3 separate regions of the Mus musculus genome follow, and all the other regions are linked to region 3. The links are chromatin loops, found by intact Hi-C in ENCODE. Cell type or tissue: heart. All regions are shown on one strand. Links, peaks and the distances in the headings refer to the core of each region. The heading gives the core; the rest is flanking DNA.

What was found. Hi-C counts contacts between places; a loop is a spot of excess contacts. Peaks named below come from ENCODE experiments on the same cell type or tissue, not always from the same donor. Only the 100,000 strongest peaks of a DNase experiment are listed, where the experiment ranks them.
Region 1: it touches region 3 in a loop (10-fold over the local background); 2 of 42 quality-filtered maps call a loop at or near these places.
Region 2: it touches region 3 in a loop (7-fold over the local background); 8 of 42 quality-filtered maps call a loop at or near these places.

The regions. Positions count from the first base shown.
Region 1 is chr19:33,756,870-33,767,630 of GRCm38, forward strand. It overlaps Lipo2 (lipase, member O2), which reads right to left and starts at 5,082. Exons shown (of 11, transcript NM_001322338.1): 1 at 4,729-5,082; 2 at 3,024-3,165. In heart, for the core only: no CTCF peak of the experiment used is centred there; a DNase peak (open chromatin) is centred at 4,562; H3K4me3 peaks cover 263 bases.
Region 2 is chr19:33,382,062-33,392,822 of GRCm38, forward strand. Gm29998 (predicted gene, 29998) reads left to right here and starts at 9,740. Exons shown (of 4, transcript NR_166828.1): 1 at 9,740-10,508. It also overlaps the pseudogene Rnls. In heart, for the core only: no CTCF peak of the experiment used is centred there; no DNase peak of the experiment used is centred there; H3K4me3 peaks cover 307 bases; H3K27ac peaks cover 274 bases.
Region 3 is chr19:33,584,235-33,594,995 of GRCm38, forward strand. Lipo3 (lipase, member O3) reads right to left here and starts at 6,077. Exons shown (of 11, transcript NM_001013770.4): 1 at 5,657-6,077; 2 at 3,967-4,109; 3 at 636-741. The coding sequence starts at 734. In heart, for the core only: no CTCF peak of the experiment used is centred there; a DNase peak (open chromatin) is centred at 5,537; H3K4me3 peaks cover 433 bases; H3K27ac peaks cover 329 bases.

The DNA.
Region 1 (10,761 bases), core at 1,454-9,453, 170 kb after region 3:
GCCATATCCAGGGATCCACCCCATAATCAGCATCCAAACGCTGACACCATTGCATACCCTAGCAAGATTTTATCGAAAGGACCCAGATGTAGCTATCTCTTGTGAGACTATGCCAGGGCCTAGCAAACACAGGAGTGGATGCTCACAGTCAGCTAATGGTTGGATCACAGGGCTCCCAATGGAGGAGCTAGAGAAAGAACCCAAGGAGCTAAAGGGATCTGCAACCCTATAGGTGGAACAACATTATGAACTAACCAGTACCCCGTAGCTCTTGACTCTAGCTGCATATGTATTAAAAGATGGCCTAGTCGGCCATCACTGGAAAGAGAGGCCCATTGGACACGCAAACTTTATATGCCCCAGTACAGGGGAACGCCAGGGCCAAAAAGGGGGAGTGGGCAGGTAGGGGAGTGGGGGTGGGTGGGTATGGGGGACTTTTGGTATAGCATTGGAAATGTAAATGAGCTAAATACCTAATAAAAAATGGAAAAAAAATAAAGTGCTATTTGAGCACACAGTTTTAATAATCACAAATTTGTCACTTTAGATGAACCCCATAGATAGTGTCCCTGTTCCTATTCCAAGCACAGGATATGGCTTCTTGTCTTTCTTTCATTTTACTTTATTTTATTTTATTGTTCAATTCCTTAATATCAAGATACCAAGTAAGCTGAGAGAAAGGCAGTGGGGAAGGAGGGGGGTATTATTCAAATAATCTTAGTAATGAAGTCAGTGTTGTAAATGTCAACCTTCATGTTGCCCACTGTCTAAATACTGTCTAAATAACATCTTAATAACATCTTGATGCTTTAATACTGAACCTAAAGCAATACAATTCATAATCATACTCACTGTTACCAAATATAATTATTTTTATTTCTTTTAGTCCAAATGAAATTTTAATTTTCCTTTTTCCATCCTGCTCACTATAAATATAGCACGAGTGTATATTTTGTATGACCTTTTTTATAAGTGAACAGTGCCTACTTCAACCATGAACTTGGATGCTTGTCAAATCAGATGTCAAATGTTGCAAAGCTCTCACAAGTGACATGGTTTCTTAGTTCTGAGCCTATCACCTGCCAATACCCTATTTCTCCACATCTTTATCCTTAGTGTGAAAACTGAAGCTCTCTTTAGATTTTAAGCTGGACAACAACTCACCAGGCTGTATTTTCCTTAAAACAGTCGTTGTAACCATATTTTCTTACTGAATCCTTTGAAAGCTGCTATCTATAGAATTACAAAATGAGTCAAAATATTGATTACAATAGTAAACAATGCCACTTTAAAGACATTTTCCCCTATAACTGACTTAAGAGCAAAATGTGTATATATTTGGCATATGATAGCTTCAGAACATAAAAATGATAAAGCATGAATAGCAAAGATGTTTTAAAACAACCAAGGACACATAAAATTTCAATAGAAAAAAAACCAAGCCTCTATCAAGAAAAGATATGAAAACATCTGCAAGTCCATATTCACACTACATGAGAATAAACTGGAATAATATCTTGGGAACATAATATTCATTGTATAGAAAAATTGATATAAAAATTTGTTCCTTTAGAAATTTCTATCCTGATATTCCCAGAAAAAAGTCTGGCATATTGATAGCAGGAAATGCATATGGTACTACTTGAATGTGACTTGTATTCCAGGGTCTATTGCTGGTAGGTTGATAATTCAGAGTTAAAGTATAAACACAGTGGAATCTTTGCAAGTGGAACCTAGTTGGAATTACTATGTCAGGAGGACCTCACCATTAAATGGATCCATGCTGTATCTCTGAAGTAGGTCAGGTATGGGTGGAAGTGATGATTCCAAAGGACATTTTGTTATAAAAAAAAAAAAAAAAAAGCAAAAAGGACATCTGGCTTGTCTCTATCACTTGTTTTCTAGATATCTGTGTGGCCCCCTTCTGCACATACTTCTTACTGTGTTATGTTGCCTGGCATTTTGCAGCCTCTAGAACTGAGCACCCACCATTTTTCTAAAATCTACAGAAGACTCAGCCACATGGACCCATTTTACAATGCATCCACTGTGTGGTATTTTCTTTCAGACTCAGAAATTGGGCAAGATCATTGTTCAAATCTATTCTAAATAAATATTCTTTCTTACAGAAAATATGTTATTACGAAAAAGCAAGGCAAGCCAAAACAAAACAGAACAGTAGAAAGTCAGAGCTGTGAGATATTTTCTTTTTAGTGTTTTAAGTTGGAAATTTTGAGGTTCAGACAGAGAAGATTAACTATGTTCACATCCCCATTGCTTTCACTATGTGTATAAACAAAATATATCTCTGATTACAAAGTAATTAAAAGCTTTAAACAATAAAAATGGAAAAATATAAACAACAACAACAACAAGCAAAAACAAAATGTCTCCATAAAAAACAGTTATAGGGCATAATCTTAATTATTGATTGATGGGTGGAGAGCCCAGCCCATTGCAGGTGGTATGATATCCATGTGAGGAACATAGTCATTCGCTACCAATGAGTTGGTCTTTAAGAGAAGCACAATCTATTGGATTCAATCCATCCTACTGTTATGCCAAGGAGAGGGATAGAAAAGTGCGTTTGTATACTCAGAAACACAGACATCTTCCCAATCCTCAAAATAGAAATGTACACAAGAAAGTTGAATAAATGATTATACACACATACTATAATATTATGGATATCATTACAGAAAAGAAAGCAAATTAAATTTATTGACATAAAAACATGCCAAAGATATGAAACAAAAAGATACTGAATAGTTTCTATAATAATCCCCTTTGCTCATATTTTAACAAAATGAATATAAACAAATTGATAATAATTAGTAACAGAGCTTTGTTTTCATGCATAGGAAAACCAAAATTTGTAAAAGTGCACACACTCAAAACTGAGGTCAGGGTTATTTGGAGGAAGGAAAGGCTGACTGAGAGTTTAACTATTTTCATAATCTATACGATACCAGCATTTAACCCACAACTTTTATCCTAAGAGACAGAGAAAATCCATTTCCCACCTGACTTTTTCAAGTAGTACTTGATAACTGAAGAAAATCCTTGAGGTGCCACAAGTTGCAATCTCCTTCCTTCCCTTTCATTCCTTCAATGGGGGATGTCAGAGGCTTCAAAATTCCATGAGCTAACAGTTCCTCATAAAAACTGAAATAATCATTAAATGTAAATGTATAGTTTAATTAGCTCTACAACTGTCTTGCTTTATCTAACCATTTGACATTAAAAATCAAATCACACTATAAATCCTCATATGATTAACTCAGTGGATATGATTTTAAACAAAACTCAAAGAACAGAAATGCTTCAAGAATGTAAATCTGCTGACGTTAGCCAAGTCCTACTTCACTCTATAAACAAGAAAAGTACATAGAAAAGTATTATATGCCTCATTTTAAATGTGTTTAGAAACTGTCCCACCTGGGGATCCATCCCATAAACAAACACCAAACCCAGACACTATTGCAGATGCCAACAAGAGCTTGCTGACAGGAGACTGATATAGCTGTCTCCTGAGAGGCTCTGTCAGTGCCTGACTAATACAGAAGTTGATGCTCACTGTCATCCATTAGACAGAGCACAGGGTTTCCAATGAGGATAGCGGACTTTTGGAGGGGAAACTTGGAACGGGGATAACATTTGAAATGTAAATAAAGAAAATACCTAATTAAAAAAAATAAAGAAAATACTGACTTTCATTACTACCTGCCATCTTCCACATCAGCAACTAACTACATGTTATTGGGCTCCCTTTTTCTTGTTCCATATACAATCTCATCCAACTTTCATAAGGACAATATAAACATGTCATTGTCATAAGAGGCAAAGTTTAAAATGTTTTACAATGGATGATTTGTGTCATTTTACACCATATATGTATCTACTAAAACTTGTGGTGACTAACTTACTTTTGGTGCTCTTTGACATAATGAGAGCAGGTGATGTACTGAGCTACCCAGTCAGCTGTGCATTGGGGACTATGAGGACTGTTGGCACTAGTCATTCATAAGCAGCTGTCAGCCATAAATGAACTTCTTGAAATTATACAACTCACCCTAGCTTGGTTGCTTTATTTATTATTGTCTTTGTCCAAAAACATTAAACTCATTAAAGTAGCTAAAGACTTTATATCGCTCATTGTCCCGGGTATTTGGTCCTGTTTTTGCTTTTGTTTTTAATTTGAAGAAACTCATGAATAATACAGAATTGCTTTACAATTAGTCATTAGTACATATTGTGTTAATCTGAAAAAATGAACGACGTAATGAATGACTAAAACTAAATGGATGGAACGCCACAATGAATATAAAAGGTTATTCAGTCAGGATGTACAAGAAGGCCTCTTATTCTAGATGACTAGAAAGTCTTAGTCCAGGTGGATTTGGGGATCTGCATCCTGGAGAAAGCTTCGATGGTACAGAGGAGCTTAGCCCACAGGGTTGTTGCTTGCAGGGCACAAGCCTCCCTGGGCAGGGCTCTGTGCACCACCTTCCGGGTCAGGGCTCCCGGACCAGTCCTCTCTGCCCCAGAGGCCGCCTCCCAGAGCAGCAGCCTCCAGTCACGTGACAGCTCTCACACGGAGAGCGCTCAGCAGCGGCGTCTGCACCGGAGAAGCCCCCACTGACTGGGCTTTTCTCTCAGAGCGACTGGGTGGCCCGCCTACTTCACCAAGGAGAGGCCTGTCACCCTCTGGTTATCCTAACAACTCACCTGTGTCCCCACCCTTGTCTCACAGGCCGAGGTACAGGGGGGCGGTTGTTTCCTTCCTCAGCAGCGCGGCACACAGACTTCCGGTTAGCCCGGCGCCCACAACCAGTACCCGGGACATGGCGGCGGGCCTTCAGCTAGGCCGCTGACAGAGGCGCGGAGCCTCGCCGTCCCACTCTACCACTGTGTCCCCGCCTGGGTCAGGCAGGGCGGTGCCCTGCGCGGGACGTCTGCTCCTGAGAGCGCGGAGAACCCCGCAGGGGTGACTGAGGCCCAGGGGACGTTCTGCCCAGGCCTCCACCGAGCAGCTTACTTACTGGGCGAGCCCCAATCCCATCGTCCCCTGGAGGATAAATCAGGAAGTCACCGCCAGTTGGCCTCTTGAGGATGACTGAAGTGAGTGAGAGGAGTCAGCAGCAAAGCCGCAGCTGGATTTCTTTTGGGGTTTTATAGGCCACTTCAGGTGACAGAGGGTTTTGAAATCAGAGAGACATTTCTGTCGTTGTTATACAGCCTCAGAGACTACAAATTATGTGTCCTTCCTGACATTGGCTCCTCAGTGACCGCAAAATATGGAAAATAATACCTCCTTTCCAAAGTTGTGAAGAATGCAGGTACTTGGTTCACCAGAAAATTTTGTCTCACTTACCATGTCCACAAATACCAACTTCTGTGTCAAAATGGGATCACTATGATCGAAGGAATATTCTGTGAAATGGAATCTGCCATGACCATTGCCCTGTCATCAACTTTGTCCTAAGAAGTTAAAAAAAAAAAAATGAAAAATAGGAACCATTAAAAAACCTGCAAACCGATCTTGGTCCGAGACCCGCCGAACTTAGGAAATTAGTCTGAACAGGTGAGAGGGTGCGCCAGAGAACCTGACAGCTTCTGGAACAGGCAGAAGCACAGAGGGGCTGAGGCAGCACCCTGTGTGGGCCGGGGACAGCCGGCCACCTTCCGGACCGGAGGACAGGTGCCCGCCCGGCTGGGGAGGCGACCTAAGCCACAGCAGCAGCGGTCGCCATCTTGGTCCGGGACCCGCCGAACTTAGGAAATTAGTCTGAACAGGTGAGAGGGTGCGCCAGAGAACCTGACAGCTTCTGGAACAGGCAGAAGCACAGAGGCGCTGAGGCAGCACCCTGTGTGGGCCGGGGACAGCCGGCCACCTTCCGGACCGGAGGACAGGTGCCCACCCGGCTGGGGAGGCGGCCTAAGCCACAGCAGCAGCAGCGGTCGCCATCTTGGTCCCGGGACTCCAAGGAACTTAGGAATTTAGTCTGCTTAGGTGAGAGTCTGTACCACCTGGGAACTGCCAAAGCAACACAGTGTCTGAGAAAGGTCCTGTTTTGGGCCTTCTTCTTCGGCCAGGAGGAGGTCCAAATACAAGATATCTGCGCACCTTCCCTGTAAGAGAGCTTGCCAGCAGAGAGTGCTCTGAGCACTGAAACTCAGAGGAGAGAATCTGTCTCCCAGGTCTGCTGATAGACGGTAACAGAATCACCAGAAGAACAATCTCTAAACAGAGTCAACTATAACTACTAACTCCAGAGATTACCAGATGGCGAAAGGTAAACGGAGGAATCTTACTAACAGGAACCAAGACCACTCACCATCACCAGAACCCAGCACACCCACTTCGCCCAGTCCAGGGAACCCCAACACACCTGAGAACCTAGACCTAGATTTAAAAGCATATCTCATGATGATGGTAGAGGACATCAAGAAGGACTTTAATAAATCACTTAAAGAAATACAGGAGAACACTGCTAAAGAGTTACAAGTCCTTAAAGAAAAACAGGAAAACACAATCAAACAGGTAGAAGTCCTTACAGAAAAAGAGGAAAAAACATACAAACAGGTGATGGAAATGAACAAAACCATACTAGACCTAAAAAGGGAAGTAGACACAATAAAGAAAACTCAAAGCGAGGCAACACTAGAGATAGAAACCCTAGGAAAGAAATCTGGAACCATAGATTTGAGCATCAGCAACAGAATACAAGAGATGGAAGAGAGAATCTCAGGTGCAGAAGATTCCATAGAGAACATCGGCACAACAATCAAAGAAAATGGAAAATGCAAAAAGATCCTAACTCAAAATATCCAGGAAATCCAGGACACAATAAGAAGACCAAACGTACGGATAATAGGAGTGGATGAGAATGAAGATTTTCAACTCAAAGGTCCAGCAAACATCTTCAACAAAATTATTGAAGAAAACTTCCCAAATCTAAAGAATGAGATGCATATGAACATACAAGAAGCCTACAGAACTCCAAATAGACTGGACCAGAAAAGAAATTCCTCCCGACACATAATAATCAGAACATCAAATGCACTAAATAAAGATAGAATACTAAAAGCAGTAAGGGAAAAAGGTCAAGTAACATATAAAGGCAAGCCTATCAGAATTACACCAGATTTTTCACCAGAGACTATGAAAGCCAGAAGAGCCTGGACAGATGTTATACAGACACTAAGAGAACACAAACTGCAGCCCAGGCTACTATACCCAGCCAAACTCTCAATTATCATAGAGGGAGAAACCAAAGTATTCCACGACAAAACCAAATTCACGCATTATCTCTCCACGAATCCAGCCCTTCAAAGGATAATAACAGAAAAAAACCAATACAAGAACGGGAACAACGCCCTAGAAAAAACAAGAAGGTAATCCCTCAACAAACCTAAAAGAAGACAGCCACAAGAACAGAATGCCACCTTTAACAACTAAAATAACAGGAAGCAACAATTACTTTTCCTTAATATCTCTTAACATCAATGGTCTCAACTCGCCAATAAAAAGACATAGACTAACAAACTGGCTACACAAACAAGACCCAACATTTTGCTGCTTACAGGAAACTCATCTCAGAGAAAAAGATAGACACTACCTCAGAATGAAAGGCTGGAAAACAATTTTCCAAGCAAATGGTATGAAGAAACAAGCAGGAGTAGCCATCCTAATATCTGATAAGATTGACTTCCAACCCAAAGTCATCAAAAAAGACAAGGAGGGACACTTCATTCTCATCAAAGGTAAAATCCTCCAAGAGGAACTCTCAATTCTGAATATCTATGCTCCAAATACAAGAGCAGCCACATTCACTAAAGAAACTTTAGTAAAGCTCAAAGCACACATTGCGCCTCACACAATAATAGTGGGAGACTTCAACACACCACTTTCACCAATGGACAGATCATGGAAACAGAAACTAAACAGGGACACACTGAAACTAACAGAAGTGATGAAACAAATGGATCTGACAGATATCTACAGAACATTTTATCCTAAAACAAAAGGATATACCTTCTTCTCAGCACCTCATGGTACCTTCTCCAAAATTGACCACATAATAGGTCACAAATCAGGCCTCAACAGATTCAAAAATATTGAAATTGTCCCATGTATCCTATCAGATCACCATGCACTAAGGCTGATCTTCAATAACAAAATAAATAACAGAAAGCCAACATTCACATGGAAACTGAACAACACTCTTCTCAATGATACCTTGGTCAAGGAAGGAATAAAGAAAGAAATTAAAGACTTTTTAGAGTTTAATGAAAATGAAGCCACAACATACCCAAACCTTTGGGACACAATGAAAGCATTTCTAAGAGGGAAACTCATAGCTATGAGTGCCTTCAAGAAAAAACGGGAGAGAGCACATACTAGCAGCTTGACAACACATCTAAAAGCTCTAGAAAAAAAGGAAGCAAATTCACCCAAGAGGAGTAGACGGCAGGAAATAATCAAACTCAGGGGTGAAATCAACCAAGTGGAAACAAGAAGAATTATTCAAAGAATTAACCAAACGAGGAGTTGGTTCTTTGAGAAAATCAACAAGATAGATAAACCCTTAGCTAGACTCACTAAAGGGCACAGGGACAAAATCCTAATTAACAAAATCAGAAATGAAAAGGGAGACATAACAACAGATCCTGAAGAAATCCAAAACACCATCAGATCCTTCTACAAAAGGCTATACTCAACAAAACTGGAAAACCTGGACGAAATGGACAAATTTCTGGACAGATACCAGGTACCAAAGTTGAATCAGGATCAAGTTGACCTTCTAAACAGTCCCATATCCCCTAAAGAAATAGAAGCAGTTATTAATAGTCTCCCAGCCAAAAAAAGCCCAGGACCAGACGGGTTTAGTGCAGAGTTCTATCAGACCTTCAAAGAAGATCTAACTCCAGTTCTGCACAAACTTTTTCACAAGATAGAAGTAGAAGGTATTCTACCCAACTCATTTTATGAAGCCACTATTACTCTGATACCTAAACCACAGAAAGATCCAACAAAGATAGAGAACTTCAGACCAATTTCTCTTATGAACATCGATGCAAAAATTCTTAATAAAATTCTAGCTAACCGAATCCAAGAACACATTAAAGCAATCATCCATCCTGACCAAGTAGGTTTTATTCCAGGGATGCAGGGATGGTTTAATATACGAAAATCCATCAATGTAATCCATTATATAAACAAACTCAAAGACAAAAACCACATGATCATCTCGTTAGATGCAGAAAAAGCATTTGACAAGATCCAACACCCATTCATGATAAAAGTTCTGGAAAGATCAGGAATTCAAGGCCAATACCTAAACATGATAAAAGCAATCTACAGCAAACCAGTAGCCAACATCAAAGTAAATGGAGAGAAGCTGGAAGCAATCCCACTAAAATCAGGGACTAGACAAGGCTGCCCACTTTCTCCCTACCTTTTCAACATAGTACTTGAAGTATTAGCCAGAGCAATTCGACAACAAAAGGAGATCAAGGGGATACAAATTGGAAAAGAGGAAGTCAAAATATCACTTTTTGCAGATGATATGATAGTATATATAAGTGACCCTAAAAATTCCAACAGAGAACTCCTAAACCTGATAAACAGCTTCGGTGAAGTAGCTGGATATAAAATTAACTCAAACAAGTCAATGGCCTTTCTCTACACAAAGAATAAACAGGCTGAGAAAGAAATTAGGGAAACAACACCCTTCTCATTAGCCACAAATAATATAAAATATCTCGGCGTGACTCTAACGAAGGAAGTGAAAGATCTGTATGATAAAAACTTCAAGTCCCTGAAGAAAGAAATTAAAGAAGATCTCAGAAGATGGAAAGATCTCCCATGCTCATGGATTGGCAGGACCAACATTGTAAAAATGGCTATCTTGCCAAAAGCAATCTACAGATTCAATGCAATCCCCATTAAAATTCCAAATCAATTCTTCAACGAATTAGAAGGAGCAATTTGCAAATTCATCTGGAATAACAAAAAACCTAGGATAGCAAAAACTCTTCTCAAGGATAAAAGAACCTCTGGTGGAATCACCATGCCTGACCTAAAGCTTTACTACAGAGCAATTGTGATAAAAACTGCATGGTACTGGTATAGAGACAGACAAGTGGACCAATGGAATAGAATTGAAGACCCAGAAATGAACCCACACACCTATGGTCACTTGATCTTCGACAAGGGAGCCAAAACCATCCAGTGGAAGAAAGACAGCATTTTCAACAATTGGTGCTGGCACAACTGGTTGTTATCATGTAGAAGAATGCGAATCGATCCATACTTATCTCCTTGTACTAAGGTCAAATCTAAGTGGATCAAGGAACTTCACATAAAACCAGAGACACTGAAACTTATAGAGGAGAAAGTGGGGAAAAGCCTTGAAGATATGGGCACAGGGGAAAAATTCCTGAACAGAACAGCAATGGCTTGTGCTGTAAGATCGAGAATTGACAAATGGGACCTAATGAAACTCCGAAGTTTCTGCAAGGCAAAAGACACTGTCTATAAGACAAAAAGACCACCAACAGACTGGGAAAGGATCTTTACCTATCCTAAATCAGATAGGGGACTAATATCCAACATATATAAAGAACTCAAGAAGGTGGACCTCAGAAAATCAAATAACCCCCTTAAAAAATGGGGCTCAGAACTGAACAAAGAATTCTCACCTGAGGAATACCGAATGGCAGAGAAGCACCTGAAAAAATGTTCAACATCCTTAA
Region 2 (10,761 bases), core at 1,695-9,694, 200 kb before region 3:
TCCAGTAGGAAGCCATGAGGAATGACTTTTTTCAGGATGGCCACAAAGATACTGCTCTTTTGGGCCACACTACTGCACATCAGAAACAACACTGACCATTTTAAAAACCAAGAAACTCATTCAATTTTAATTAGTTACAAACCATTCTCTGAGCTTCATGACACAGACTAACTTCAGAAAGTAGGCCACAAGCAGTTTTAAAACATAACATCTGTACAGTTGAGAACAGATCTTCCACTCAAAGAGAAAAGCCAGTCAGTGTCCCTTCATCCCGCCCTGAGTAGGGTAACAGCAAAGCTACTCACAGTTCACAATGTCACCTTGAAGTTCCAGAATCTGAGGAGCTGGCATGGTGAGGATGACAAGGTCAAACTGCTCAGCAGAGCCAGTGTCTGTGGAGACTTCCCACTTGTTATCTTTCAGGTGGATCTGAGTCACACAGTGCTTGAGGGAGACTTCTGCACCTGCTCCAAAGGCAAAAGAAGGCTCCTGTTGTCAGGATTTTCCATGAGAATAAGGAAGAAATGAAATGTCAACCTGAACCCATCCAAGTGAACAAAGGCTCCTCAACCTTAGCTTCTGTACTAGCATCCGCCTCTAATTCTAATCTAATCTAATCTAATCTTCCCAATTCAGTAGTAATTCTTCCATCTACCACTTGAACGCTTGGGCCTTCAATAAATGTTTTTATAAAGGAAACAATTATAAAATACTGCTATAATTACTAATCTCAAGACTATGATTTGTACTATGTCATAGCTTCCTTTCATAAAAAATTTATTAGTTCTCTCTAAATCAACTGAGCTCATATGAACTCATTGAGATTGAGGCAGCATGCACAGGACCTACACAGGTTTGTACCAGGTCATTGGTGTGTGTGGGGGGGGTGGGTGTGGGTGTGGGTGTACATATTTGGGTATGTACACACCCACACCCAACCCCACACACACACATAAAATCTTTTGGCTTAATGTAATTTATAAAACTCCCGAGTATCTGAATCTGAATATATTATATTGGAAGATAATCTATTTTCAATAAAAGGGGAAATATGCATTAGCTCTCTGTTCTGGCTGGTTTTGTGTATCAACCTGACACAAGCTGGAGTTATCACAGAGAAAGGAGCCTCCCTTGAGGAAATGCCTCCATGAGATCCAGCTGTAAAGCATTTTCTCAATTAGTGATCAAGGGTGGGAGAGGATCCACTGTGGGTGGTGCCATCCCTGGGCTTGTAGTCCTGGGTTGTGGGTTCTTTAAGAAAGCAAGCTGAGCAGGCCAGGGTAAGCAATCCAGTAAGCAGCACCCCTCCATGGCCTCTGCATCGGCTCCTGCCTACAAGTTCCTGCCCTGTGTGAGTTCTTGTCCTTACTTCCTTTGGTGATGAACAGCAATGTGGAAGGGTAAGCTGAATAAACTCTTTCCTCCCCAACTTGCTTCTTGGTCACGATGTTTTTGCAGGAATACAAACCCTGACTAAGACACTCTCCTAGTTATATTTTCATTGCTGTAAAAAGACAGCATGACCAGGCAATTTATAAACGAAAGCATTTAATTGAGAGGGGGCATGTTTATAGTTTCAGAGAGTGAGTATATGCTTATCATGGTGGGAATTATGGCAGCAGGCAGTCAGGTATAGTACTGGAGACGTAGCTGAGAGCTTACATGTTGAGACAACCAAGATGCAGCGGGAAGGACTAATTGAGGATGGTGTGGGCTCTGAAACTTAAGCCCATCTCCAGTGACCCACACCCTCCAACAAGGCCACACCTCCTAATCCCATTCAAGCAGCTCTACTAACTGGGGAAGCATTTAAACACAAGAGCCTATATGAGGGTCATTTGCATTCAAGCCACCACATTAGTCAACCATTTGTAACGTATTATACTAATGTATTTCAGAATTTAAAGAGAAAGAGCTCAGTCTGTTAAACCATGATCTAAAACACAAGCATGTGACTAGGAAGCTTGTCAGCTTTGCAGAACAAATGTGCATACACTTCAGCAAATGTACTTGAAATTGATTATCACTAGTAACACCTAAGAATGGCCCCTTAACCAATTTTAAAACATGCCTATAGGGCAGATTAAGTCCTCATTAAGGATCAGAACTAAGAGAATCACTGACTACGTTTTCATCCTTCTTCCTTTCTTGGAATGCACCACAAAATTATTATAATCATTTCCCTAATTGTTTATGTTACATACCATTTAATTTTAGAGCCACTAGTATTCTGAACAACCACTTTGTTTCTATGTTTAGCACATGTCATGGTTAACACTGATTGGTTTTTTTGTTATTGTTATTGTTGTTGTTTTTGTTTTGGTTTTTGGTTTTTCGAGACAGGGTTTCCCTGTGTAGCCCTGGCTGTCCTGGAACTCACTTTGTAGACCAGGCTGGCTGGCCTCGAACTCAGAAATCCACCTGATTCTGCCTCCCAAGTGCTGGGATTAAAGGTGTGTGCCACCACCACCCAGCTACACTCATTGTTAAATTGGTAGTATCTCTAGTAACCTAGGACCCCAAGCCTCTGAGCATGTTTTTAAAAATTTTACCTACATGACATTAATTGAGGCAGGGTGACTATACTTAATGTAGGTGGCACCATTTCCTAGGCTAGGATTCCAAACTGCATAAAAAGGAAATCCTGCTGAGCATCAGAATTCATTGTCTGCTTCCTAACTGCAGATGCAGCATGGCCAGTTACACAGGCTCCTGCTGCCAGGATTCCCCACCATGATGGACTGTACTTCTGAACAGCCAAAATTAACCCATTCTCTCTTAAGTTGCCTTGCCAGGGCATCTTTACACAGCAACAGGTAAAGTAACAACAACAGAATATAAAATACAAGTTACAGTGCTCGAAATGACTTGATTTTGGTCATTATTTGGTTAAGAGAATAAATCATATACCAGAAACTCAAAGAAATTCCACTTGGATTATTAATTCTTAGTACACTAAAATCTCAAATTTCAGGTTTTGTGAAGACTTTTAGAAACAAATCTGGGGCTGGAAAGATGGCTCAGTATGAGGACAGGAGTTTGAAACCCCTGAATCCATGTAAATGCAGGGAAGGGAATAATGTCCTGTCTAAAATTCCAGTCCTCAGAAGGCACAGACAGGAAATCCTGGGGAAAAGCTGGCCAGGAAACTAGGAAACAAGAAATTAGCTATACCCCAAACCATGAACTCTCTGGCCCAATCAGTATGTACTGAGTAGCTGAGGAAGACTTCGGGTGTCAGCTTCAAGACTACACATGCTAATATGTACACCCTCTACATATACCTACACACATGCAAACATGCATACATACAGAGATGTGTACCATACTCTTATACACCAGAAAAAAAGGATTTTTTTTCCAGTCTTGGATATGTGAAAAGATCACAACACAATGGTAAAGATCAAAAGCACAGGGAAGTCAGTATCCATCCTCACGGAGACATTTCACCTTCCCAGTTGCTAAGACTCCAGCATAAGTCCAGCTTCCCTGTGCAGTTCCAATTCTGCAGAAGCCCAGCTCAAATCTGATTCTCTCTGCCTATGATGTCCTTCAGCATCATTATCTTTGGCCCTCATTTGACATCAATCCAAAATATCTGGATGCCTTGCTGTGTCCTAGCTACCCACTAGTATTTTCCCATCTCCATGCCAGGCAGGGAATTCCACATACCTCATGTCTTTCATTGTCCCTTGAAGAATGCGTCACTACAGTAAGCAACTAAATGTTGTAAGTCAAATGTGAAGTTAGAGGGCACTTGGTGCCAACTGGGTCAAGGATCAATCTCTGCTCGAAGCAGCATCATTCCTTTCAAACCGGAAGACAAGGGGTATGTTCCATAGCCCCATAAACTGAAAACTCCAGAGCTTACAATTTATCAGCCAGATTTATGATAGTAAATCTTCAACCCCCAATATGCCCACACAGAGAACTCAAAGCGCAACTGATATTGATACTGCTGCACACCTAGATTGGACAAATGTGCCCTACGTTATTTAATCATCTAACAAATCCCCAGTTACTTATGGCTCCTGGGACCACATGGTTCTGGTTCATCATCCTCTCCTACAGGTTCCATCTCGTCTCTCCAGTCTTTGTCTTGTCTCTCTGTCTCTCTGTACCCTCTCTACAACTTTCAGCTTTGCCTTCTTTTCCACTGTCCAAGCACAGGCTCTAGCCTTATCTGACTAAGATTTTACCTGACCTCACCTGTACACAGGCACCCCTTTTGAGGGGGACAGAAAAAACAGACAGCAGTCCACAACACCTCTGCTTTGGGAAGGCACAAATAATGTTCAATTTTATTCTTTACCCACCATTATTTACCCAACAGAACATCACTGCTGAGCTTCTGAGTTATCTGGAATGTCTTGTTCTGCTTACCTTCTGTATTCTATGCTATAATCCAGACCACAATTAAAGCAACTAATTCTACTTTGATTACATTTTTCCTATAAATAATCCTTTGAAATGAGAATTGTTGCTGGTTTCTCTCTGTCACTGTCTCTTTCTCTGTCTCTTCTTCCCTCCTGACATCCCCACTGTGCGTGCGTGCGTGCGTGCGTGCGTGCGTGCGTGCGTGCGTGCGTGTGTGTGTGTGTGTGTGTGTGTGTGTGTGTGTGTTCGTAAAGGGGATTAAAATCAACTAGCCTATAAATCTCTGCCTGCCTCAGCTAAAGTTCTTGGACATCAGTTCTGATGGTCTCAAGGTTTTCTGTAAGTTGACCATCAGAAGTTTTGTAGGTGTAGACTGCAGAGTGAACTTTTAATTTCTCAGATGTGCTTAGCTGTGTCTACTTGATGGCTCTAGTTCCTGTTCTCTTGAACTCTAATCACTTGGCTCCTGCTCTAATTCACACTTGTTCACTTTTAAAGTATCCGTGAAATGTCATTTTTCTCTGAGGTATTTTCCCTGACATATCTTTTCAGCTCACCTCTTTGAAATCTGTGCCACATTAGGTATTTTTGCCAAATATCCGTTCATGATACTCACACCCTTCTTAGCATTTATTGTATGAATTTTTATTAAAGGTAAAGTTTAATGTCTCTCTACCCAACCAGTACACTGTATATTAACAGGAAGGAATTATGTCTTTACTTTCTAGTTTCTCAAGGTGATCCTTTTCCTATTCAATTAAGAGAGGATAAGAATACACCACGAAGTAGTTCAATCCAAGTCTAAGTTAGTAAACTAATGCGTTTAATTAGGGTAATTTTAAAAGGATGGGAAACATACAGGTAGCTACAGTAACCACTTAAACATCCTCAGGGATGCTTCATAATGTCTTTAACCTCAGTTCCATGAGGAACTGTTACTGAGAACAGCCTTGTGAGTGTCTTGGGCAAGTAATCTTATCTTGCTAACATTTTGAGAGACTAATCATCCAAGTCATGTCCAGAAGACAGAATTCTGCAACATTCTGTGCATGCTATTTAATGAGAATTTTTAATTTTACACACAGCTATATAGATAGAAGACTAACAGGGATTAGACATTTTATAAAGGTAAATGTGTTTCTATTATATTGTTATTACAGTTCATTCCCAGCTTCCTTCCAGTGTTTTGTGTGTGTGTGTGTGTGTGTAGTACAGACATACCTATCTGTGTTTAAGCATGTGGAGGCCAGAAAGAGGAGTCTATCAGATGTTCTTTACCCAATGTTTTGAGGAAAGTTTTCACTGAATGTGAAGCTGGCCATTTCAGCTAGATTGACTGTCAAACTACTGAGATCTCCCTGCCTCTGCTTGGGGTACAGGCACTTGCTGCCACACCCAGCCTTTGTGTGGGCTCTGGGGATTTAAATGTAGGTCATCTTGCTTTCACAGCAAGCCTCTTACCCACTAAGCCATGTCCCTATCCAGTTTCCTCTATTTTAAGGAGGAAAATAGAAGCAAATTTTTCTTGTACCATTTCTCACAGATTGCATTTTAGCAGCACCTGGAAATGTTTTGATGAGACCTGAAGACATAGGAAAGAAATTTAAATGTACTGATTAAAGTGTGTAGAGATTGAAGGAAAGACCATCCAGAGACTGCCCCACCTGGGGATCCATCCCACATACAGTCACCAAACCCAGATACTATTTTGGATGCCAACAAGTGCTTGCTGACAGGAGCCTGATATAGCTGTCTCCTGAGAGGCCCTGCCAGAGCCTGACAAATACAGAGTAGGATGCTTGCAGCCAACCATTGCACTGAGTGCAGGGTCCCCAATGGAGGAGTTAGAGAAGGGACTGAAGGAGCTCAAGGGGTTTGCAGCCCCATAGGAAGAACAACAATATCAACCAACAAGACCCCCCCCCCCAGAGCTCCCAGGGACTAAGCCACCAAGGAGTACACATGGAGGGACCCATGGCTCCAGATGCATTTGTAGCAGAGGATGGTCTTGTTGGACAATGGGAAGAGAGGCCCTTGGTCCTAAGAAGGCTCAATGCCCTAATGTAGGGGAATGCCAGGACAGGGAAGCGGGAGTGGGTTGGTTGGTGAGCAGGGGGAGGGGGAATGGGGTAGAGGATTTTCAGAGGGGAAACCAGGAAAGAGAATAACATTTGAAATGTAAATAAAGAAAATATCAAAGAAAAAAAGAACAAACAAAGAAAAAAAAAGGGAAATTCATCTATAGTTTGTATGCTACTTTCCAGCATCCCTGAAAGAACATTGTACGGGATAAATACATGTCATAATTAGTCAGCAGGGAGAACTGTGAGAGAGAACTACACAGGCTTACTTTCCTCATATCAGGGTTAGAAAAAAGTAAACATATGGACAGGAAAGAGAATGGTAAATGTAAATACTACTGTGCAAAAGCAGTTAGATAGTTGTTTCTGCAAAAGAAACAAACTATTGTTTTTTAAAAGAAGCCCTATCTCAAGAAAGCAAACAAACAAAGCAAAACAGTTAGTAAGTGATAGCTACAGTCCTTTTGTTACTCTCAATTATCCCACACTAGTAAGTAACAATGACAAATGAGAAAACAACACAAAACAAAACAAAACAAAACAAAACAGAACAGTAGAAAGTCAGAGCTGTGAGATTTTTTTTTCAGTGTTTTAAGTTGGAAATTTGAGGTGCAGACACTGAAGATTAACTATGTTGACATCCCCATTGCTTTCACTATGTGTATAAACAAAATATACCTCTGATTATGAAGTAATTAAATGCTTTAAACAATAAAAATGGTCAAATATAAACAACAGCAACAACAAAAAGCAAAAACAAAATGCCTCCATAAAAACAAGCTATAGGGCATATTCTTAATTATTGATTGCTGGAGGGATAGCCCAGCCCATTGCAGGTGGTATGATATCCATGTGAGGAACATAATCATTCACTACCAATGAGTTGGTCTTTAAGAGAAGCACAATCTATTGGATTCAATACATCCTACTGTTATGCCAAGGAGAGGGATAGAAAAGTGCGTTTGTATACTCAGAAACACAGACATCTTCCCAATCTTCAAAATAGAAATGTACACAAGAAAGTTGAATAAATGATTACACACACATACTATCCTATTTTGGATATCATTAAAGAAAAGAAAGCAAGTTAAATTTGTTGATTAAAAACATGCCAAAGATATGAAACAGAAAGATACTGAATAGTTTCTATAATAATCCCCTTTGCTCATATTTTAAGGAAATGAATATAAACAAATGAATAGTAATTAGTGACAGAGCTTTGTTTTCATGCATAGGAAAACCAAAATTTGTAAAAGTGCACACACTCAAAACTGAGGTCAGGGTTATTTGGAGGAAGGAAAGGCTGACTGAGAGTTTAACTATTTTCATAATCTATACGATACCAGCATTTAACCCACAACTTTTATCCTAAGAGACAGAGAAAATCCATTTCCCACCTGACTTTTTCAAGTAGTACTTGATAACTGAAGAAAATCCTTGAGGTGCCACAAAGTTGCAATCTCCTTCCTTCCCTTTCATTCCTTCAATGGGGGATGTCAGAGGCTTCAAAATTCCATGAGCTAACAGTTCCTCATAAAAACTGAAATAATCATTAAATGTAAATGTATAGTTTAATTAGCTCTACAACTGTCTTGCTTTATCTAACCATTTGACATTAAACATCAAATCACACTATAAATCCTCATATAATTAAGCAGTGGATATGATTTTAAACAAAACTTGAAGAACAGAAATGCTTCAAGAATATGTAAATCTGCTGATGTTAGCCAACTCCTACTTCACTCTATAAACAAGAAAAGTACATAGAAAAGTATTATATGCCTCATTTTAAATGTGCTTAGAAACTGCCCCACCTGGGGATCCATCCCATAAACAACCACCAAACCCAGACACTATTGCAGATGCCAACAAGAGCTTGCTGAAAGGAGCCTGATATAGCTGTCTCCTGAGAGGCTCTGCCAGTGCCTGACTAATACAGAAGTGGAACACAGGGTCCCCAATGAAGGAGCTAGAGAAAGTACCCAAGGAGCTGAAGGGGTTTGCAGCCCCTTAGCAAGAACAACAATGTGAACTAACCAGTAACTCCAAAGCTAACTGGGACTAAACCACCAAAGAAAACACACGGAGGGACTCGTGGCTCTAGCTGCATATATAGCAGAGGATGGCCTAGTCGCTCATCAATGGGAGGAAAGGCCCTTGGTCCTGTAAAGGTTCTATGCCCTAGTATAGGGGAATGCCTGGGCCAGGAACCAGGAGTGGGTGAGTTGGGGAGCAGGGGAATGGGGGAGGATAGCAGACTTTTGGAGGGGAAACTAGGAAAGGGAATAACATTTGAAATGTAAATAAAGAAAATACTTAATAAAAAAATAAGGAAAATACTGACTGTCATTACTATCTGCCATCTTCCACACCAGCAACTAACTACATGTTATTGAGGGTCCCTTTTTATTGTTCCATATACAATTTCATCCAACCTTCATAAGGACAATACGAACATGTCATTGTCATAAGAGGCAAAGTTTAAAATGTTTTAGAATGGATGATCTGTATCATTTTACACCACATATGTATCTACTAAAACTTGTGGTGACTAACTTACTTTTGGTGCTCTTTGACATAATGAGGAGAGCAGGTGATGTACTGAGCTCCCAAGTCAGCTGTGCATCGGGGATTATGAGGACTGCTGGCAGTAATCATTCTTCCCCCTTAAAATAATTCATAAGCAACTGTCAGTCATAAATGAACTTCTTGAAATTGTACAAGTCACCCTAGCTTGGTTGCTTTATTGTCTTTGTCCAAATACATTAAACTCATTAAGGTAAGCTAAAGACTTTATATCGCTCATTATCTTGGTTATTTGGTCCTGTTTTTTTTGTTTTGTTTTTTGTTTTGTTGTTGTTGTTGTTTGGTTTTGTTTTTAATTTGAGGAAATAACTCATGAAACTCATGAATAATACAGCATTGCTTTACAATGTCATTAGTACAAATTGTGTTAATCTGAACAAATGAACGAATTAATGGATGACTAAAACTAAACGGATGGAACGCCACAAGGAGTAAAAAAAACGTTCCTCAGTCAGGATGTACAAGAAGGCCTCTTATTCTAGACGTCTGGGAAGTCTTGGTCGAGGTGGATTTGGGGATCTGCATCCTGGAGAAAGCTTCAATGATAGAGAGCAGCTTAGCCCACAGGGCTCCGGTGGGCGGATGCTTGCGGGTCACAAGCTTCCCTGGGCAGGGCTCTGTGCACCGCCTCTGGGCAGGGCTCCGGGTCCAGTCCTCTCTACACCAGAAGCGGCTTTTGGGCGGCAGCAGCCTCCAGTCACGTGACAGCTCTCACACGGAGAGCGCTCAGCCGCGGCGTCTGCGCCGGAGAAGCCCCCACTGACTGGGATTTTCTCTCAGAGCGACTGGGTGGCCCGCCTACTTCACCGAGGAGAGGCCTGTTACGCTCTGGCTGTCCTAACAACTCACCTATATCCCCACCCTTGTCTCACAGGCCGAGGTACAGGGGGGCGGTTATTTCCTTCCTCAGCAGCGCGGCACACAGACTTCCGGTTAGCCCAGCGCCCACGACCAGTACCCGGGACATGGCGGCTGCCCTTCGGCTAGGCCGCTGACAGAGACGCGGAGCCTCGCCGTCCCACTCTACCACTGTGTCCCCGCGTGGGTCAGGCAGGGCGGTGCCCTGCGCGAGACGTCTGCTCCTGAGAGCGCGGAGAACCCACAGGGGTGACTGAGGCCCCGGCGACTTTCTGCCCAGGCCTCCACCGGGCAGCTTGGTTACCCGGTGAGCCCCAATCCCATCGTCCCCTGGAGGATAAATCAGGAAGTCACCGCCAGTTGGCCTCTTGAGGATGACTGAAGTGAGGGAGAGGAGTCAGCAGCAAAGCCACAGCCAGATTTCTTCTGTGGTTTTATAGGCCTCTTCAGGTGACAGAGGGTTTTGAAATCAGAGACTTTTTTTTTTTTAATCATTGTTACACCACCTCAGAGACTATAAATTATGTGTCCTTCCTGACATTGGCTCCTCAGTGACTGCAAAATGTGGAAAATAATACCTCCTTTCCAAAGTTGTGAAGAATACAGGTACTTGGTTCACCAGAAAATTTTGTCTCACTTACCATGTCCACAAATACAAACTTCTGTGTCAAAATGGGATCACTGTGAATGAAGGAATATTCTGTAAAGTAGAATCTGTCACTACCATGGCCCTGGCATCAACTTTGCCCTAAGAAGTTCTCAATTAAAAAAAAAAAAAAAAAGCAATGAAAAATAGGAACCATTAAAAATAATTACCTGAAAAATGCTATGGAACCTTGACAATAGTATCCAATAATAA
Region 3 (10,761 bases), core at 1,287-9,286:
TGAAAAATAATCGGAGGTTCAGTGAGAGGCCCACATTGGAATCCAGCTGAATGGGAGGTCCAGGGGTCTAACATTGTTACTGATGCTGTGGTGTGCTTGCCCACAGGATCCTAGGATGGCTTCCCTGTGAGAGGCCCAACAAGAAGCTGAAAGAGCCAGATGCAAATAGCAGTGTCCAACCAATGGACTTGACAGAAGCCGGGGACCGGTGTTGTTGAGTTGGGGAAAAGCTGGAAGAAACAGAAGAGGAGGGCGGGCCCCATGGGAACACCAGAAGCCTAAAGTGATCTGAACCCTGGAGATTGCTTCAACACTGAGACACCACCAGCAAACACCAGCTGATATGAAGTCTCCTACAAATATACAGCAGAGGTTTGCCTGGTCTGGCCTCAGTGAGAGAAGATGTAGCTAACTCTCCAGAGACTTGAGCTTCCAGGGAGTAGGGATATCTTCTGGGGTGGGGTGGATGCATAAGGTGGGGAGTGGAGAAATACTCTTAGAGATGGGGCAGAGGGAGGAGGTATCAGATGGGGAGCTGTCAGGGGTATCTGTAATTCTGGGTTGAGGATCAAGTCTGGACTGTAGAAAATAATTAAAGAATTAAAAATAAATAAATTAAAAACAGAATAGCTTACAACATTCATGTGAGCTTCAGGATTCTTCTTTGGTCCAAATAAACAAAATATTTTACCAAGTACATGAATAAGGCACATTGTTCTCAGCAGCCAGAGCATTTTAAACCTGCAGGGAAATAGTTATTTTCATGAAGGAGCAAAAGACATGGTAGTATGTATCTCAGTTTATTGCATTTACATTGTGTCCTTATGTAACATTCCTTCAGTGAAAATTTTCATATTATATAATAAGAACCTTAGATGAACTCAAAAACTTTAAAATGAATACTCACAGCAGAAATCTATGGGACAAAGAACAGCTTAGATATAATTAACGATCTGCCTAGATATAATGAAAATTGATAATATGTTTTATGAAAGCTATCTTTCTGTCCCTCAGGTTTTTTAAAAACAAGATAATTCTAACTAATTTGCTGATAGATCCTCACTGATAATATTTTGACATTTACCCTAAAGGACTTAGATTAGTATATAATTCATTGGCTAATGATTTAAAGAACTTACTTATTCAAAGGCCTTTACATTATTTGCATCAGAGTGAGGATAGGAGGAAAGGTTAAAAAATGATAGCAGAGATGAATGAAAAACCAGGAGAATGGATTTCCACATGTTAAAGATATGTGTTCCAAGGCATCCTGTGTAGCCACCACACCTTTTCTTGCCTATTTTTATAACTCTGTGTAGCACATGTATTCCACCACTATTCTTTGAAGTTTTAAAATATGTGCTTTAAACAAAACACAACCAGGAGCCACAAACATCTCTTTTCTATCCACTATAAGTATTATTTTAAAGTGCTATTTGAGCACACAGTTTTAATAATCACAACTTTGTCACTTTAGATGAACCCCACAGATAGTGTCCCTGTTCCTGTTCCAAGCACAGGATATGGCTTCTTGTCTTTCTTTCATTTTACTTTATTTTATTTTATTGTTCAATTCCCTAATATCAAGATACCAAGTAAGCTGAGAGAAAGGCAGTGGGGAGGGGGGGGGTTATTCAAATAATCTTAGTAATGAAGTCAGTGTTGTAAATGTCAACCATCATGTTGCCCACTGTCTAAATACTGTCTAAATAACATCTTAATAACATCTTGCGGCTTTAATACTGATCCTAAAGTAATACAATTCATAATCATACTCACCGTTAACAAATATAATTATTTTTATTTCTTTTAGTCCAGATGAAATTTTAATTTTCCCTTTTCCATCCTGCTCATTATAAATATATAAATATACCACGAGTGTATTTTTTGTATGACCTTTCTTATAACTGAACTGTGCCTACTTCAACCATGAACTTGGATGCTTGTCAAATCAGATGTCAAATGTTGCAAAGCTCTCACAAGTAATGTGGTTTCTTAGTTCTGAGCCTATCACCTACCAATACCCTATTTCTCCACATCTTTATCCTTAGTGTGAAGACTGAAGCTCTCTTTAGATTTTAAGCTGGACAACAAATCACCAGGCTGTATTTTCCTCAAAACAGTCGTTGTAACCATATTTTCTTACTGAATACTTTGAAAGCTGCTATCTATAGAATTACAAAATGAGTCAAAGTATTGATTACAATAGTAAACAATGCCACTTTAAAGACATTTTCCCCTATACGTGACTTAAGAGCAAAATGTGTATATATTTGGCATATGATAGCTTCAGAACATAAAAATGATAAAGCATGAATAGCAAAGATGTTTTAAAACAACCAAGGACACATAAAATTTCAATAGAAAAAAAAAACCAAGTCTCTATCAAGAAACGATATGAAAACATCTGCAAGTCCATATTCACACTACATGAGAATAAACTGGAATAATACCTTGGGAACATAATATTCATTATATAGAAAAATTGATATAAAAATTTGTTCCTTCAGAAATTTCTATACTGATATTCCCAGAAAAAAGTCTGGCATATTGATAGCAGGAAATGCATATGGTACTACTTGAATGTGACTTGTATTCCAGGGTCTATTGCTGGTAGGTTGATAATTCAGAGTTAAAGTATAAACACAGTGGAATCTTTGCAAGTGGAACCTAGTTGGAATTACCATGTCAGGAGGACCAAACCATTAAATGGATCCATGCTGTATCTCTGAAGTAGGTCAGGTATGGGTGGAAGTGATGATTCCAAAGGACATTTTGTTATAAAAAAAAAATAGCAAAAAGGACATCTGGCTTATCTCTATCACTTGTTTTCTAGATGTCTGTGTGGCCCCCTTCTGCACACACTTCTTACTGTGTTATGTTGCCTGGCATTTTGCAGCCTCTAGAACTGAGCACCCACCATTTTTCTAAAATGTACAGAAGACTCAGCCACATGGACCCATTTTACAATGCATCCACTGCATGGTGTTTTCTTTCAGACTCAGAAATTGGGCAAGATCACTGTTCAAATCTATTCTAAATAAATATTCTTTCTTACAGAAAATATGTTAATCCCTATTACAAAAAAGCAAGGCAAGACAAAACAAAACAGAACAGTAGAAAATCAGAGCTGTGAGATATTTTCGTTTTTTAGTGTTTTAAGTTGGAAATTTTGAGGTGCAGGCACAGAAGATTAACTATGTTGACATCCCCATTGCTTTCACTATGTGTATAAACAAAATATATCTCTGATTATGAAGTAATTAAAAGCTTTAAACAATAAAAATGGAAAAATATAAACAACAACAACAACAAAAAGCCAAAACAAAATGCCTCCATAAAAAAAACAGTTATAGAGCATAATCTTAATTATTGATTGATGGAGGGAGAGCCCAGCCCATTGCAGGTGGTATGATATCAATGTGAGGAACATAATCATTCACTACCAATGAGTTTGTCTTTAAGAGAAGCACAATCTATTGGATTCAATCCATCCTACTGTTATGCCAAGGTGAGGGATAGAAAAGTGCTTTTTATACTCAGAAACACAGACATCTTCCCAATCCTCAAAATAGAAATGTACACAAGAAAGTTGAATAAATGATTACACACACACACTATACTATTATGGATATCATTAAAGAAAAGAAAGCACATTAAATTTGTTGATTAAAAACATGCCAAAGATATGAAACAAAAAGATACTGAATAGTTTCTATAATAATCCCCTTTGCTCATATTTTAAGGAAATGAATATAAACAAATGAATAGTAATTAGTGACAGAGCTTTGTTTTCATGCATAGGAAAACCAAAATTTGTAAAAGTGCACACACTCAAAACTGAGGTCAGGGTTATTTGGAGGAAGGAAAGGCTGACTGAGAGTTTAACTATTTTCATAATCTATACGATACCAGCATTTAACCCACAACTTTTATCCTAAGAGACAGAGAAAATCCATTTCCCACCTGATTTTTTCAAGTAGTACTTGATAACTGAAGAAAATCCTTGAGGTGCCACAAAGTTGCAATCTCCTTCCTTCCCTTTCATTCCTTCAATGGGGGATGTCAGAGGCTTCAAAATTCCATGAGCTAACAGTTCCTCATAAAAACTGAAATAATCATTAAATGTAAATGTATAGTTTAATTAGCTCTACAACTGTCTTGCTTTATCTAACCATTTGACTTTAAAAATCAAATCACACTATAAATCCTCATATGATTAACTCAGTGGATATGATTTTAAACAAAACTCGAAGAACAGAAATGCTTCAAGAATCTGTAAATCTGCTGACGTTAGCCAACTCCTACTTCTCTCTATAAACAAGAAAAGTACATAGAAAAGTATTATATGCCTCATTTTAAATGTGTTTAGAAACTGTCCCACCTGGGGATCCATCCCATAAACAAACACCAAACCCAGACACTATTGCAGATGCCAACAAGAGCTTGCTGACAGGAGACTGATACAGCTGTCTCCTGAGAGGCTCTTTCAGTGCCTGACTAATACAGAAGTTGATGCTCACTGTCATCCATTAGACAGAGCACAGGGTTCCCAATGAGGATAGCGGACTTTTGGAGGGGAAACTTGGAACGGGGATAACATTTGAAATATAAATAAAGAAAATACCTAATTAAAAAAATATAAAAAAAATACTGACTTTCATTACTACATGCCATCTTCCACATCAGCAACTAACTACATGTTATTGGGCTCCCTTTTTCTTGTTCCATATACAATCTCATCCAACTTTCATAAGGACAATATAAACATGTCATTGTCATAAGAGGCAAAGTTTAAAATGTTTTACAATGGATGATTTGTGTCATTTTACACCATATATGTATCTACTAAAACTTGTGGTGACTAACTTACTTTTGGTGCTCTTTGACATAATGAGAGCAGGTGATGTACTGAGCTACCAGTTAACTGTGCATTTGGGACCATGAGGACTGTTGGCACTAGTCATTCATAAGCAACTGTCAGCCATAAATGAACTTCTTGAAATTATACAACTCACCCTAGCTTGGTTGCTTTATTTATTATTGTCTTTGTCCAAAAACATTAAACTCATTAAAGTAGCTAAAGACTTTATATCGCTCATTGTCCCGGGTATTTGGTCCTGTTTTTGCTTTTGTTTTTAATTTGAAGAAACTCATGAATAATACAGCATTGCTTTACAATTAGTCATTAGTACATATTGTGTTAATCTGAAAAAATGAACGAAGTAATGAATGACTAAAACTAAATGGATGGAACGCCACAATGAATATAAAAGGTTATTCAGTCAGGATGTACAAGAAGGCCTCTTATTCTAGATGACTAGAAAGTCTTAGTCCAGGTGGATTTGGGGATCTGCATCCTGGAGAAAGCTTCGATGGTACAGAGCAGCTTAGCCCACAGGGCTCCCATGGGCTGATGCTTGCCAGGCACAAGCCTCCCTGGGCAGGGCTCCGGGTCCAGTCCTCTCTGCACCAGAAGCCGCCTCCCCGGAGCAGCAGCCTCCAGTCACGTGACAGCTCTCACAAGGAGAGCGCGCAGAGGCGGTCCTCCCCGGAGAAGCCCCCACTGACTGGGCTTTTCTCTCAGAGCGACTGGGTGGCCCGCCTACTTCACCAAGGAGAGGCCTGTCACCCTCTGGTTGTCCTAACAACTCACCTGTGTCCCCACCCTTGTCTCACAGGCCGAGGTACAGGGGGGCGGTTGTTTCCTTCCTCAGCAGCGCGGCACACAGACTTCCGGTTAGCCCGGCGCCCACAACCAGTACCCGGGACATGGCGGCGGGCCTTCAGCTAGGCCGCTGACAGAGGCGCGGAGCCTCGCCGTCCCACTCTACCACTGTGTCCCCGCCTGGGTCAGGCAGGGCGGTGCCCTGCGCGGGACGTCTGCTCCTGAGAGCGCGGAGAACCCCGCAGGGGTGACTGAGGCCCAGGGGACGTTCTGCCCAGGCCTCCACCGAGCAGCTTACTTACTGGGCGAGCCCCAATCCCATCGTCCCCTGGAGGATAAATCAGGAAGTCACCGCCAGTTGGCCTCTTGAGGATGACTGAAGTGAGTGAGAGGAGTCAGCAGCAAAGCCGCAGCTGGATTTCTTTTGGGGTTTTATAGGCCACTTCAGGTGACAGAGGGTTTTGAAATCAGAGAGACATTTCTGTCGTTGTTATACAGCCTGAGAGACTACAAATTATGTGTCCTTCCTGACATTGGCTCCTCAGTGACCGCAAAATGTGGAAAATAATACCTCCTTTCCAAAGTTGTGAAGAATGCAGGTACTTGGTTCACCAGAAAATTTTGTCTCACTTACCATGTCCACAAATACCAACTTCTGTGTCAAAATGGGATCACTATGAACGAAGGAATATTCTGTGAAATGGAATCTGCCATGACCATTGCCCTGTCATCAACTTTGTCCTAAGAAGTTAAAAAAAAAAAAAAATGAAAAATAGGAACCATTAAAAAACCTGCAAACCTAAAAGTTCAGCCTCTATCTCCCTTCCCAGCTATTGTCTATATAGCAACTCTTTCTTACCAATTAAAGCCAGCTGGAGGCAGTGACTCTCAGTGTCATAAAGTGCTGCTTTTGGGAGAGAATTAAGACAAAGTATTAGAACCAATTGCCAATTGTACTCCCTAGTGATTAAGCATTCAACTATATGATCTTAAAGATGTCATTCTTATTAAAACTACCACGTGTGCTTAAATCTTCTAAACTGCATATTTTTCAAAGCACATACTCTGATAATAAACATGAAATGTTTTCAGTCTCCTTACTACTGGCTATAGAGATATTGATTACAGTGCTATTAAATCTACAATGTTTTAAAAATCACACATTTTCAAGTCAAATTAATAACTCCAACATGAAAGAGATAGAGCCAAGTGATATTATTCCCTGTTCTAGAGTGAGACTTGTTTTGATCTTTGTTTGTTTCTGAGTTTTACTGAATTACTTAATATCAGGACTTCAATTTAGTAAAGAAAAAATAAATCTTTTAGTAGAAAATAGTTTGTGAAATAGAGGTTAAATTTCAATGGAAAGTCATGGCTTAAGGACTAGATACAATAATTATGAATATAATAATGATATATTGAAATGAAAAAGCTTTATGATACCAAGATACCATACTCACTATCAGCAATGTAAATTACTTAGGCCTTCTGGACTATCAACGGCATTGTAATTCTTATTCTCTTCTATTCCCTGTAAAATTTGTATGACTGTATTCAGTGGTTGCATTTGCAATAAACTTTAACATTTGTCCACTAAAAAAGTCAAACATTACAAAGCTCAAAGTTCGACCAAAGAACTCCTCCAGCTGATAAACAACTTGACCAAAGTGGCTGAATATAAAATTAACTTAAATCAGTAGCTTTCCTCTACTCAAAGGATAGACAGTTTGAGAAAGAAATTAGGGAAATGCCACCCTTCACAATAGTCACGAATAATATAAATATCATAGTGTGACTCTAACCAAGAACGTGAAATATCTATATGAAAAGAACTTCAAGTCTTTGAAGAAAGAAACTGAAGAAGACCTCAGAATATGTAAAGATCTTCCATGATCATGGGTCAGCAAGATTAACATAGTAAAAATGACAATATTACCAAAAGCAATCTGCAGGTTCAATGCAATCCCCATCAAAATTCAAACTTAATTCTTCATAGAGATAGAGCAATTCTCAAATTCATTTGTAACAACAACAACAGAAAACAGCATAGATAAAACTATTCTCAACAATAAGAGAACTTCTGGAGGAATCACCATCCCTGACCTCAAGCTCTGCTACAGAGCAATAGTAATAAAAACCACATGGTATTGGTACAGAGGCAGATAGGTAGATCAGTGGAATAGAAGTGAAGACCCAGAAATGAACCCAAACCCTATGGTCACTTGATCTTTGACAAAGAAGCTTTAACCATCCAGTGGGGAAAAAAAGTACAGCGTATTCAACAAGTGGTGCTGACACAACTGGTGGTCTGCATGTAGAAGAATTCAAATTGACCCATTCTTATCTCCTTGTGCAAAGCTAAAGTCCAAGTGGATCAAGGACCTCCACATAAAAAACAGATACACTGAATCTATTAAAAGAGAAATTGGGGAAAAGCTTTGAACACATGGGCACAGGAGAAAATTTCATGACTAGAACACCATGGTCCGGGCTCTAAGATTAGCTATAGAAAAATGGGATCTCACAAGCCCCTTCCGCTCCACTCGAGCCCCAGGCTACCTTGCCAGCGGAGTCTCGCCCAACACCTGCAAGGGCCCACACAGGACTCCCCACGGGATCCTAAGACCCCTGGTGAGTGAAACACAGCGCCTGCCCCAATCCAATGATGCAGAACCTGAGACTGCCTTACATGGGGAAGCAGGCTACCCGGGCCTGATCTGGGGCACAAGCCCCTTCTGCTCCACTCGAGCCCCGGGCTACCTTGCCAGCAGAGTCTTGCCCAACACCTGCAAGGGCCCACAAAGGACTCCCCACGGGATCCTAAGACCTCTGTTGAGTGGAACACAGCGCCTGCTCCAATCCAATGATGCAGAACCTGAGACTGCCTTACATGGGGAAGCAGGCTACCCGGGCCTGACCTGGGGCACAAGCCCCTTCCGCTCCACTCGAGCCCCGGGCTACCTTGCCAGAGGAGTCGCCTGACACCCGCAAGGGCCCACACAGGATTCCACACGGGATCCTAAGACCTCTAGTGAGTGGAACACAACTTCTGAAAGGAGTCTGGTTCGAACACCAGATATCTGGGTACCTTCCCTGCAAGAAGAGAGCTTGCCTGCAGAGAATACTCTGCCCACTGAAACTAAGGAGAGTGCTACCCTCCAGGTCTGCTTATAGAGGCTAACAGAATCACCTCAAGAACAAGCTCTTAACAGTGACAACTAAAACAGCTAGCTTCAGAGATTACCAGATGGCGAAAGGCAAACGTAAGAATCCTATTAACAGAAATCAAGACCACTCACCATCATCAGAACACAGCACTCCCACCCCACCTAGTCCTGGGCACCCCAACACAACCGAAAATCTACACACAGATTTAAAAACATTTCTCATGATGATGATAGAGGACATCAAGAAGGACTTTCATAAGTCACTTAAAGAATTACAGGAGAGCACTGCTAAAGAGTTACAGACCCTTAAAGAAAAGCAGGAAAACACAGCCAAACAGGTAGAAGTCATTAAAGAAAAACAGGAAAACACATCCAAACAGGTAATGGAAATGAACAAAACCATACTAGAACTAAAAACGGAAGTAGACACAATAAAGAAAACCCAAAGCGAGGCAACGCTGGAGATAGAAACCCTAGGAAAAAGATCTGGAACCATAGATGCGAGCATCAGCAACAGAATACAAGAAATGGAAGAAAGAATCTCAGATGCAGAAGATTCCATAGAGAACATCGACACAACAGTCAAAGAAAATACAAAATGTAAAAGGATCCTAACTCAAAACATCCAGGTAATCCAGGACACAATGAGAAGACCAAACCTACGGATAATAGGAATTGATGAGAATGAAGATTTTCAACTTAAAGGGCCAGCTAATATCTTCAAGAAAATAATAGAAGAAAACTTCCCAAACATAAAGAAAGAGATGCCCATGATCATACAAGAAGCCTACAGAACTCCAAATAGACTGGACCAGAAAAGAAATTCCTCCCGACACATAATAATCAGAACAACAAATGCACTAAATAAAGATAGAATATTAAAAGCAGTAAGGGAGAAAGGTCAAGTAACATATAAAGGAAGGCCGATCAGAATTACACCAGACTTTTCACCAGAGACTATGAAAGCCAGAAGAGCCTGGACAGATGTTATACAGACACTAAGAGAACACAAATGCCAGCCCAGGCTACTATACCTGGCCAAACTCTCAATTACCATAGATGGAGAAACCAAAGTATTCCACAACAAAACCAAATTCACACAATATCTTTCCACGAATCCAGCCCTTCAAAGGATAATAACAGAAAAGAAGCAATACAAAGACGGAAATCACGCCCTAGAACAAGCAAGAAAGTAATCACTCAACAAACCAAAAAGAAGACAGCCACAAGAACAGAATGCCAACTCTAACAACAAAAATAATAGGAAGCAACAATTACTTTTCCTTAATATCTCTTAATATCAATGGACTCAATTCCCCAATAAAAAGACATAGACTAACAGACTGGCTACACAAACAGGACCCAACATTCTGCTGCTTACAGGAAACCCATCTCAGGGAAAAAGACAGACACTACCTCAGAGTGAAAGGCTGGAAAACAATTTTCCAAGCAAATGGACTGAAGAAACAAGCTGGAGTAGCCATTTTAATATCGGATAAAATCGACTTCCAACCCAAAGTTATCAAAAAAGACAAGGAGGGACACTTCATACTCATCAAAGGTAAAATCCTCCAAGAGGAACTCTCAATTCTGAATATCTACGCACCAAATGCAAGGGCAGCCACATTCATTAAAGACACTTTAGTAAAGCTCAAAGCACACATTGCACCTCACACAATAATAGTGGGAGACTTCAACACACCACTTTCATCAATGGACAGATCATGGAAACAGAAACTAAACAGGGACACAGTGAAACTAACAGAAGTTAAGAAACAAATGGAGGCCTAAGCCACAGCAGCAGCGGTCGCCATCTTGGTCCGGGACCCGCCGAACTTAGGAAATTAGTCTGAACAGGTGAGAGGGTGCGCCAGAGAACCTGACAGCTTCTGGAACAGGCGGAAGCACATAGGCGCTGAGGCAGCA